Linked DNA regions of Homo sapiens: region 2 is linked to region 1. The links are chromatin contacts, found by POLR2A ChIA-PET in ENCODE. All regions are on one chromosome and are shown on one strand. The core of a region is the stretch at or near the end of the contact, and the rest is flanking DNA. Distances in the headings are between cores, read along the strand shown.

Evidence for each region. ChIA-PET counts read pairs that join two places held with the same protein, here RNA polymerase II (POLR2A).
Region 2: POLR2A ChIA-PET joins it to region 1 with 13 read pairs in A673. The contact joins two enhancer-like sites. POLR2A ChIA-PET finds 5 or more read pairs at or near these places in 2 of 52 experiments (A673 and H1).

Annotation. Positions count from the first base shown.
Region 1 is chr11:32,331,469-32,337,254 of GRCh38, reverse strand. No RefSeq gene overlaps it. Among named protein-coding and RNA genes, the nearest start is that of WT1-AS, 100 kb to the left of the region's middle. Within about 2 kb of position 3,839, at least 8 of the 41 ENCODE cell types and tissues checked have a DNase peak (open chromatin) inside an H3K27ac peak, as active enhancers do.
Region 2 is chr11:32,656,005-32,661,651 of GRCh38, reverse strand. All of the region lies in intron 9 of CCDC73 (coiled-coil domain containing 73), which reads left to right. Among named protein-coding and RNA genes, the nearest start is that of EIF3M, 75 kb to the right of the region's middle. Within about 2 kb of position 2,836, at least 2 of the 41 ENCODE cell types and tissues checked have a DNase peak (open chromatin) inside an H3K27ac peak, as active enhancers do.

The DNA of each region.
Region 1 (5,786 bases), core at 2,590-5,089:
CAGCTGCAACAACTTGGAGATGTTATCTAAATATTTCTTCAATAGACTTCCAACCAAAGCTCTGTTTTCTCCTCTGTTTCCCAGTTCTGCAGGGCAAATTGGGATTCTTCTCAGTGTTCACCATCATCGGTTTAGGATTCTGCTTCCTTGGCTCTTCTATCAGTTACCACTAGCCTTTAAAAAATAATAATAATAATAATAGGGCCATGCGCGGTGGCTCACGCCTGTAATCTCAGCACTTTGGGAGGCCGAGATGGGCAGATCACCAGGTCAGGAGATCGAGACCATCCTGCCTAACACAGTGAAACCCTGTCTCTACTAAAAATACAAAAAAATTAGCCGGGCATAGTGGCGGGCACCTGTAGTCCCAGCTACTCGGGAGGCTGAGGCAGGAGAATGGCATGAACCCAGGAGGCAGAGCTGAGATCACGCCACTGCACTCCAGCCTGGGCGACTGAGTGAGACTCAGTCTCAAAAAAAAAAAAAAAAAAAAAAAAAAAAAGGAAACAATTGTTCATGTCACAGTTTTCAATTTACTCACAAAGAACATCTTTTCATGTCAATAAATATTCTCTGAAAGATAATTGTACATAGTTGTCTTGTATCCCTTCATATGTATGTATCATGATTTATTTAACTAACTTTCTACTGTGGGACAAATTTTGGTTCTTTCCAAACTCTTTATATTATAAGCAACAGTGTGTTGAACATTTTTGTTGCAAAAACTCTGTTTATGCTGTTATTTCCTCAAATTCAATTCAGTGCTACTTTTGACAGTACTACTTTTGGTGGCTTTTAATCCCATGCTTTGTGAGATGAAGTCTCTGCAAATATGTATGTTTGGGAATGCTACAATTCTTCACGGGTCTGGAAACCAGTTTTAAAAGCTCCACACATTTCTGCTGTTGTACAGTTCAGTTTGGAAGCCACCGTGGTCGTAGACTCAGTTGCCATTTACCTAAGGAATGCTGTGCCGATAGAGGCCAGAGTGAAGCAGTAGAAGAAAAATGGGCAGGGCAAGGGGTGTCTGGCTTAGAATGACAAACAGCCCAAGATTAGTAGAAAGCACATGGCATAATCTACCTACTTAGCACTAGGATGTGCTTAGAGCTCTATACAGTGGGAAGTATTGCTTTAGGCAGAATTTCATTAAAAGTACTCATGACTCCTCTGAAATAAGTCACATTCATTTGGAAGCAAAACTTAAGTGTGCTTTTTTTTTTTTGATAAAAAGAGTGTTTTACACTGCTGAGATTTTTGAGTGAGGGCTCCAGAAAACAAGTACCATTTCAGCAAAGTCAGATAAAAGACAGAGTCTAGTAATTCTTAAACTAGTGAGCAGAAACCTCATAAGGCAAGCTTGTTACAAAGCAGGTTTCTGGTTTCTGGACTTCATTGCTTTTTTTTTTTTTTTTTTTTCTTAGGGGGTCTTGCTCTGTTGCCCAGGCTGGAATGCAGTGGCATGATCATGGCTCACTGCAGCCTCGACCTCCTGGGCTCAATCGATCCTCCAACCTCAGCTACCCAAGTAGCTAGGACCACAGGCATGTACCACCATGCCCAGCTAATTTTTTAATTTTTCTGTAGAGACAGGGTCTCACTGTGCTGCCGAGGCTGGTCTCAAACTCCTGGCTTCAAGCAATCCTCCTGCTTTAGCATCCCAAAATTCTGGGATTACATGCCTGAGCCACCCTGCGCAGCTCATTCTGATAGTGATAGGAAGCAGCCAAACACCTAGATAGATAGGGGTGGGTACCCGGTGAAACCCCGCCTCCAAACTGAAGACAATTTAAAGCTGAAAAGCCAAGCTACAAGTTAAATCCTCCCAGCTGATTGAGAACTTGTCTTCCTGTTTGGTGTGCTTTCCCCTGATTGGTCCCCACCCTTCACTTATTTTACAAGTACCTACCCTTTCCTAATTGGTTTTCTACACTGTCATACCCACCTTTGAGTGGTGTCTTTGCTTTAACCTTTTTAGCCTACTCACACACCAATCAGCACACACTCCCCATTTTGAGTCCATAAAGGCCCCAGACCCAGCCACACGGGGGAACTTTCCCGCCTTTGGGTAGGAGGACCAACCCTGCATCTCCTCTTTGCTGAAAGCCATTTTCATGGCTCAGTAAAATTCTCCACCTTCACCATCCTTCAACAGTCCATGTGACCTCATTCTTCTTGGACCTGGACAAGAGCTTGGGACTCACCACGTGTGGGTACCCAGAAAAGGCTGTCACACTGGCCCTTGCCAGTAGAGGGCAGCTGCCCCAAGCCACCATGAGGCAAGAGGCTGAGCTGCTAACGCACCGCCCTCCATATAACCGCCAATGGAGGAACTGAAGGAGCACTGTAACACCCTCTCTGGGGCTTCCGGGCCAGGACCCCGCACAGAACTTGCTCCTGTTTTGTGCCTGGAGCAGCTAGCTGGGTTCTGCCCTCACTTGTTCACGTGCTCCCTCCTGCAAGGGGTTGAGCCTGGCAGGCCGGCCGAGTAGAGGGGGTGCCCCCGCTGGCAGAGGGGCCGAGAAAAAGGAATCTGATGTCAGTGGTCCATGGATCACAATTTGAGAAACTTAGACTGTTTTGACTGTTTTGTCAGAAATCACCAGAGTTGCTTGAATCTGGAAACTTATCTGGAATTCCCTTGTTACCTGTCACAGGATTTTAGGCTTAAGGCTGAGAAGAGTTTTTAACATCAAACAGGGCACAACCCTTGGCTGACCGACTTCCAAGCGGCTTTTATGGAGCCAGTGTCAAGCAAACGTTTGGGATGGTAAGGTTTTCTAACGTTGTTCGGGCAGCTGTCTCTTTGCTAGGAGTACTTAAAATTCAGCAATCCCTTCAGAAAGCAAGGGCTGTCACGCTGGAAGGCTGTATAGAGCTTGGTAATGGGCTTTGAAAAGCGGTAATCAGGGAAACTGAACAAACAGGCCGGCTTGAAAAACAGGCCTCAGGAATAGGAAATGGCCACTTACAATTTGGAAGCCCATTTTTTGAGGTCCCTGTTCCTCTCTGTGTCCTTTTTGTGTTCTAACAACGCCCCTCCTCCCTCTGAGGCCTGTCGCTCTACTTTGAATAACTCTAGAGTCAAATTAAGACGCAAATACTCGAATGTTTGACCCTAACAGGTAGTCAATGCCCTCAGCCTAGAGAGTCGGGTTGGGGCCTGGCGGTGTGAAGCTCTCGCAGCTCTCAGGAGTTAGTTACTGAAAGTTCCATGAGGGAAGGTCGTTTTCGCTGCAGAGTGGCCCAAACACGCTCCCACTTCTGTCCCTCCGGGCCACAGGCTGCAGCGCAGGGCCTCTAGGGTCAAAAGTTGCGGGCGGTGAAGCCCACAGTGCCTGCCTGGGCCGTCGCGTCAATCGCGACTTGTACCCGCCGGACCCGCCCCTGCCCTTGGAGGCGCCAGCGACGCCTGCTGCAGAGGGTAAGCGCTGCGGGGTTCCCGGACGTCCTGAACCGAGCGCCGGACCGCGGGCGAGCCCTGAGATCTGCAGGTTCTCGCCAGCTCCTCCGCGCGTCAGGAGCGCCGGCCGGGGCGTCCGGTCCACCCGGGATTCAAGTTCAGATCCGCGGCGGCCTGGCTGCTTCCCTTCCGCCTGGATAGAGCTGTGGGCCCCGGGGGACTTTCAGTGGTGCAGACACCGCTCCTGCGTGGCTGGGGGCGGCAGTGTCCCTTGTTCCCAGCCGTGTACTCCCTCAGCCTCCCCTGCTGCCCTTGAACACTTTGTCCCTGCGCAGCCCAGGCCAAGGTCTGTTTGCAAACCTCCCGCGTCTCCCCGGTCAGGAGAAGCCGCCTGCTCGCTCCTCGGCTCAGCTCACGAATTCCCTCTAGAAAACACGCCGGAAGGGGGAGCTTTGGGTCAAACGAAAGCTTTTCTGTCCAGAATGGGCCGCCTTCCGTGCACCTGGTTTTAATAAGAGCCTAGGGAGAAATACGGCCGGGGGTGGGGGTGGGGGGCGAAGGATCCCCAAGAAATTCTGTCCAGAGAGAGAAAAAGGGTGCACGAGGACTGTACGTGCGCAGACGCATTCACTGTACGAGGCTTTGTAAAGACCTCGTGCACTTTTCAACTTCAATTGTAGCCTGGAGAGGATGTAGGTTGTAGTGATGTTAGAAATGGGATGTAAACCGCAGTTAAAAACACGTTTATTAACATCGAGGACAAGGAGACTGCGCAGTTGTGCACAATGTATTCTTTTCTTCCCAGTTTTCATAAGAAAAAAGAATATTGAAAAACAACTTCCGCCCCTTCCTATACTCCCACCTTCCTAATCCTCGTGCGCACTTATTTTTACATAGTTGCAATTAGAGGTACACGGCATTCTTAATTCAAATTCTGGCACAAGGGAGGTAAACTACATTCCAGCAGGGCGGAAGTCTTCATTAATTCTAAGAAAAAGATCTCCCAATACATGAACAGGAAGTTAAAGATGATATCGTGCTTTCAACCTATATTATAAAAGTTTAAAGGATAAAGGACATGAAAGGCTTTTAAAAAAGACCTTTGTCAGACGTATAAATGTAAATATGTCTGCCCAGATTATTACTGCGTGTTCTTTTAAATCCAGGGGAAAGTTCTTTCCAACAAAGAACAAAGGACTTTGATCTTTACACTCTTAACAAAATATCTCTTATCCCGCCTTGTACTAGGTTTTGAGAATACTAAATTTCCATGAAAACTTTTCTTCCTTCCTTCCTTCCTTCTTTCCTTCTTTCCTTCCTTTCTTGATGAAGTTTCACTCTGTCGCCCAGGCTGGAGTGCAATGGCGCGATCTCAGCTCACTGCAACCTCTGCCTCCCGGGTTCAAGCGATTCTCCTGCCTCAGCAATGGCTCGATCTCATCTCACTGCAACCTCCACCTCCCAGGTTCAAGTGACTCTCCTGTCTCAGCCTCCTGAGTAGCTGGGATTACAGGCACCTGCCATCTTCCCTGGCTAATTTTTGTATTTTTGTAGAGAGGGAAGTTTCATCATGTTGGCCAGGCTGGTCTTGAACTCCTGACCTCAGGTGATCTACCCACCTCAGCCTCCGAAAATGCTGGGATTACAGGCGTGAGCCACTGTGCCTGGTCTCCATGAAACATTTCTTAAACTCTTAATCAGCATTTAATCAGAGCCCTCAGGGTCTTGCACTTCTGTTCCCTCTATCTAGAATGCTTTTCCCCTTCCTTTGTGTTGCTAGCTCCTCCTTATTCAGATCCCAGCTCACATAGCTGCATACCCCATGCAACATCGAGATTTTATGTACTTCAGAGCACTAACCACAATCTGAAATGGTTTCACTAGTTTCATTATTGCCTGTCACCCATTCCCTCAATGATATAAGCTACACAAAAGTAGACACCTTGATGTTTTGTTTGCTGTTGTATTCTAGAACCATATTCCCCCCACACCCCCAGCATCTACCAGGACTGGTATCTAGTAAATACTAAAAAATAAATAAATAAAAAGTTTGCAGTATAGAGTGAAGCCAGGAGAGCACTTACTAAGAGACTGTGCCCCTTGAGGAAGCATCTTTGGTCCCCTGTGTCCCACCCCTGCCTTTTCTCCTGGGTGGCTTAGGTGTAGTTGTTCGCAGTTGCTGTCTGACTCGCTGGCCCTTCTTAGGGTCCAACCTGCAGGATCCCAGGCCAGTCCCAGGAAATAAGACCTGGAGGCAGATGGGGCCTCAGGCAGTTTCTTTTGGGTCTGGATTTTGGACTAGAGAGCAACTGGGACTTTCCCCCAGAGGCCTGGGGACCGCTGGCCCCACGAACCCTCTGACCCTTTAGCACTTCCCAGCGCT
Region 2 (5,647 bases), core at 1,587-4,086, 330 kb before region 1:
TATGCAGCCATAAAAAAGGATGAGTTCATGTCCTTTGTAGGGACATGGATGAAGCTGGAAACCATCGTTCTCAGCAAACTATTGCAAGGACAAAATCCAAACACCGCATGTTCTCACTCTCAGGTGGGAATTGAACAATGAGAACACTTGGACACAGGAAGGGGAACATCACACACTAGAGCCTGTCATGGGGTTGGGGGAGGGGGGAGGGATAGCATTAGGAGATACACCTAATGTAAATGAAGAGTTAATGGGTGCGGGAAACCACCATGGCACATGTATGCATACGTTACAAACCTGCACGTTGTCCACATGTACCATAGAACTTAAAGTATAATAAAAAAAATTGTCGATTCACTCCAATTGATGAAGAGATGAATAAAAATTAAAAGCTTAAAAAAATAAAAGGGGACATTTTTGACAATTCATGCTCCTAAACTACCAGCTCCTTATATTCCTTCACTCTGCAGAACTGCAGACTAGCATGTCACCACCTTGAAGGTATTTGATATTCTGCTGCTTTTGGGCTTTTTCATTCAGCCTTCCCCTTTCTCCAACCAGAGGATCCTTTTCTATCATCTTTACCATGACATGCCCAAATGTATTACCTCTATACCTTCACCCACTCCATTAGACTGTTCCCGCTTATGTGGAATTCCCTGCATGATGTTTCTTTTTCTTCTGTTTATATTAAGTCATTACTTCACCTTTTCTTTAAAACTTAAACCTTTCAACTGTAGCCATCCCAAGGAGGTACATGACCCAAAGCATACTGGTGTTGCTTTTCTTCTTTACCCCCTTTGTATTCTCTCTCTCTCTTTTTTTGAGTCGGGGTCTCACTCTGTTGCCCAGGGCAGAGTGCAGTGGTGCGATATCACAACTCACTGCAGTGCTGGTGAACACCTGGGCTCAAGCAGTCCTCCTACCTCAGCCTCCTGAGTAGCTGTGACCAGAGGCATGCCACTATGCCTGACTAATTTTTGTTTTTTTTTAGAGATGGGGTCTCACTATGTTGCCTAGGCTGGTCTTAAATTCCTAGGCTCAAGTAGTCCTCCTGCCTCAGCCTCCCAAAGTGCTGGGATTACAGGTATGAGCCATCACACCCAACCGGTATTCTCATTTGTAATATAAATACAATAATATCTGCTTTTCCTGTTTTATATATGTATAATAAATATAAAATTATAAAATGTATGAAAAAGCACTTTGAAAAGATGTAGAAGCTCAATATTGAAGCAAATAAAGGTAGAGCCTTTGTGGTTGAAGGAAGGGTTGGAAGAATCCTGGAGCTATACCTGTTGGCTTCTCTTCTCTGTTAGCAGCCCTGGAGGGGTACCATGGAACTGCTAAAACTTCTCAGGGCGTGATTTGAAAGTGGTTAACTGGATCCAACCTGTTTTTTTTTTTTTTTTTTTTTTTTTTGGTAGAGAGAACTGACCCAAAGAGACTGGGTGAATTAATGTCAAGCAGCTTATAAAAAAGATTTTCCACCTTGCCTCACTTTGTTTTGCATAATGGTTGTAATCAGTAGTATTCTAAGCAATCTGTAATTTTTATAACATTAGCTGAAACTGTTCTTGTAACTGACATTGTGATAATTCCCCAACATTCATTCCACCTCATTCCGTCTCCAAGCCAATTAATATTACTCTATTCCTCATGGCAGTGTTTGGTTCAGGAATGAGCATGTGATCCAATTCTGGCAAGCAAGAGGTAGTTCAAGGAAACATTTTCTTTCTCTTTAATGAGTCCCAGAATGATACAATTGCCATGTAATACCTGAATTGGCCTCTTGTTAATAGTCTAAGGAAGAGGCCCAAGAATGGAAAGTGGAGACATGAAAATAACTAGTCTATATTGAACTATATCGAGTATCCAGGTCAACCAGCCTGCCTAACTTTGTGGTCCCTGTTATAGGATAGTAAATTTCCTGATTATTTTGTGGTTTAGTTATGGTTTTCTGATATTTATAGCTAAAGCATCCTAAGTGTTACTGACACTTTGTGTTTTTCATTACCAAATACTGTGTTTTGTACAAATTTATGGATGTTTAAAACATAAAATGATTGGTTTATGACATTTATGTCATAGTTAACTTTTCCAAGGTCGTCTACTCTTAAAATAAATTCCTCTGACTCCCTGATTATCTTTTTCCTCCATTCTTCCAAAACTCTGTAAGGATAGAGTTTTGGGATAGAGTTTTGCTTTTCTCAAAGTCTTTGTTTCAGTGAGCTCAGACTTTAGTCAGCCATTCACTTCATGTGCATGACGGCATACATAGTTTTTCAATCTCACATTTCTCTTAATCTCTGGTTCTATATGTTCAACTACCTGTAGATCATCTCCTTTTGTGACTTATTGTAACTTCAGGGTTAACAGGTCACACATTGGGTTCTTCACTCTCCCATCCACTCTACCTCTGAAAAAAAAAATTCATGCAACTCTCCTTTCAAAGGAAGCTATCTTGCTGCCTGTGAAGGTGAATCATGACTGATACATAGAAACTTTATTTGAGGGAATTCCTCATGTTCAGCCTTTTGTAATTTGAAAAAAATGTAAATGAAGGACTTTTTTGAGAATAGTTAACCTATGGTTCAGGCTTAATAATTTGTATTTTTTTAGCTTTTGAAAGAATCTGTCTCAGGACATTTTCTGTCTCTTATTTTGTGTAATTTTAAATATACTTTTTGTCTCTTCCATCAGTGAAGCACACTTTCTATTTCCTTTCCATTTTTGTGTTTCTTCCTTTCGCATTTCATGGTCCCCTTTTCCTTTCTTCCAGTTTCACTTAGTCACTCTAGAATCATCTTTGACTCATTTTTGACTCATCTTTTTCCTTTATTCTCTTTGTTCAGTCTATTATATTTTTTTTTAGAATGTCTCATATTTTTTACTTTCCATTTTTCAATACTATAGACACTCATCATCTCATGCCTGGATTAATATAATAGCCTCTTAGCCAGTGTTCTTTTCTCAAGTTTTTATTCATTCTTTTTGCCAGACTAAGTTTACTAAGATACTGATTTAACTTCTATGTGCCTGACACACAGGAGGTACTTGGTATATGTAGAAGAAATGATAAATAATTCTCCTTTGCCTACCAAATCAAGTCCCAGGCTTCTTTAATTGGCTTTCCAGAGCTTTCATGATCTGGTCCATTCTACATGTTCAATATTGTTTGTTATTGCTTCTTAACAAGCATCTTCCATTCTATTTTAGCCAAAATTCTTTGTTGCCATTAGCATAATTCTTAGTTCTTTCTGCCTTTTGGTTTTGTTTTCCTCTACATCCCTTCCCATACTTGAAATGCTTTCTCTCAATGTACTTGTACTAAACAGGGTTGGACCAGGAAAGAGGTGGCACGGTGGAATGGTAATTGAGAAAAGATTAATGAACTACGTAAATGAAAGCTATTTACGTAGTTGTAGACAGAGGTAAGGGAAAACAACAAGGGATGGTGAAGCACCCCACAGATAAAAGTAGTGGGAGAATGATTAGCACACCTGTACCTGAAGAGATAAGGGAATGAAGCAGATGCTGGAATCTGGAAAGAGCTGTAGCTATAGCTGCAGAAGAAAGCCTAAGGCAGAAGCTGTGGGGTTTTTTTTTCTTTTTCTTTTTTTTTTTTAAAGAGACTAGGGTAGGGGGTGGGTTTTTATTTTTAAGAGATGGGGGCGGTGGGGGGTCACTGTGGCGCAATTATCGGTCACTGCAGCTTTGAACTCCTAGGCTCAAGTGATCCTCCAGCTTCAGCTTCCTGAGTAGCTAGGACCAGAGGCATACACCATCATGCCTGGCTTATCTTTTTATTTATTTAGAGACAGGGTCTTGCTTTGTTGCCCAGAATAGTTTTGAACTCTTGGCTTCAAGCAATCCTCCTGCCTTAGCCTCCCAAATCACTAGGATTAGCTGTGATCTTTGGTAAAGATATAGAGGTATTACCAATTTGTGGTTAGTAGGGAGGGAGCTGGTAAAATACCTCATTCTCTTTCTCTTTATAGCCTACTGATCTACTAGTACCTCCCACAGATTTAACCCAATCAGGAGCCAGAAGGCAGAGAGTTTGCTATACCCACAGATATCAGCCACATAGGGCACAGAGCAGTGTGGAGAAAGGGTGGGAAGTGAATCAGGAGTGATAAATGGAGGATATCCACTATACTACTCATTCTTCAAGGCCCAGCTCAAGGTCTACCCCCTTCATTCAAACTTTGGTTCATTCCTTCGATATATACTAATTGTTCTCTTTATGCCAGACATCAATTTGTCTGCCTGCTTTTCTAAGAATAGAGCCCTATCTCTTGACTCACGTGGTTACTTTAGCAGTCATTTTATGCAGTGTACATATCCAAAGGTGATATTTGAACTAAGACCAATGAGTCCTTTCTCCTGGATTTTGAATTTGGAGTTAGGATATACTTGGGTGAGTTTTTCCCTGGGTGGCTAAAGCTGTAACATGTAGAACTTTGAAGGTATTAGTAGCCCTGTTTTCTGCTGCTCCTCTTTCAGCTTCCTTTTGGGTTTCCTCCTATCTCAGTTGACTTTATTTCTCAGCCTTATATACTGGCTTCTTCTCTAATCTATGAATTTTTCTTAGGATTGAGTCATTTTCCATTTTCTATCCTCTAATAACTCTCTATGTGATAGTACCTGTTTTTACAGCTTAAATACGATTTTAAAACTACAAAAAATGTTTTTATTTTACGAAAAATAGAAAATACTAATCACATAATGAAGAAAATAAAAATTTCCTATAATCTTGCCACTCTAATAAATCAACTTACTTCTACAAGAGTCAAAAGTTTGTTGTTTATCCAGTTCTTAAGACCTTTAAAAAAATTAAGTAGTCAGGATTCTTAATTGCACACTGATTTAGTCAGCAAAGGAATTTATTGGAAGGGCATTGGTTATCTCGGACTTGAAAAATGATTACAAACAAGGGAGGCTATGCAGTATCCAAGACTATAGCATAAAACCAGCTTCCACTTTTGAATACTGTATATCACAGCTTATACCATCATTGCTGACCATAGTGGATGCTGCTGATGCTGCTGCTGCGGTATCACTCACCCATAGAAGCTTGAAGTTACTACACTTCCCTGACTATCTACCAACAGATGGATTTGCAGTAGTCCTTGTTTTTTTGTGATAACTAATCCAATATCCAAGACAGGTGCATGAGATTAGCAGAGCCTAGCCTCATGCTTATAAAGCTGGTACCTGGCATCTTTGCTTCTCTGGTAGGCAGCCGGCTCTTATAATGTAGAAAAACTGGCCGGGCGCGGTGGCTCACGCCTGTAATCCCAGCACTTTGGGAGGCCGAGGCGGGCGGATCAGAAGGTCAGGAGATCGAGACCATCCTGGCTAACATGGTGAAACCCCGTCTCTACTAAAAATACAAAAAAAATTAGCCGGGCGTGGTGGTGGGCGCCTGTAGTCCCAGCTGCTCGGGAGGCTGAGGCAGAAGAATGGCACAAACCCAGGAGGCGGAGCTTGCAGTGAGCCGAGATCGTGCCACTGCACTCCAGTCTGGGCGACAGAGCAAGACGCCGTCTCAAAAAAAAAAAGAAAAGAAAAGAAAAGAAAAACTGCCCACTGCCTACCTGAGAAGCAAAGATGCCAGGTACTAACTTTATAAGGGAGTTCA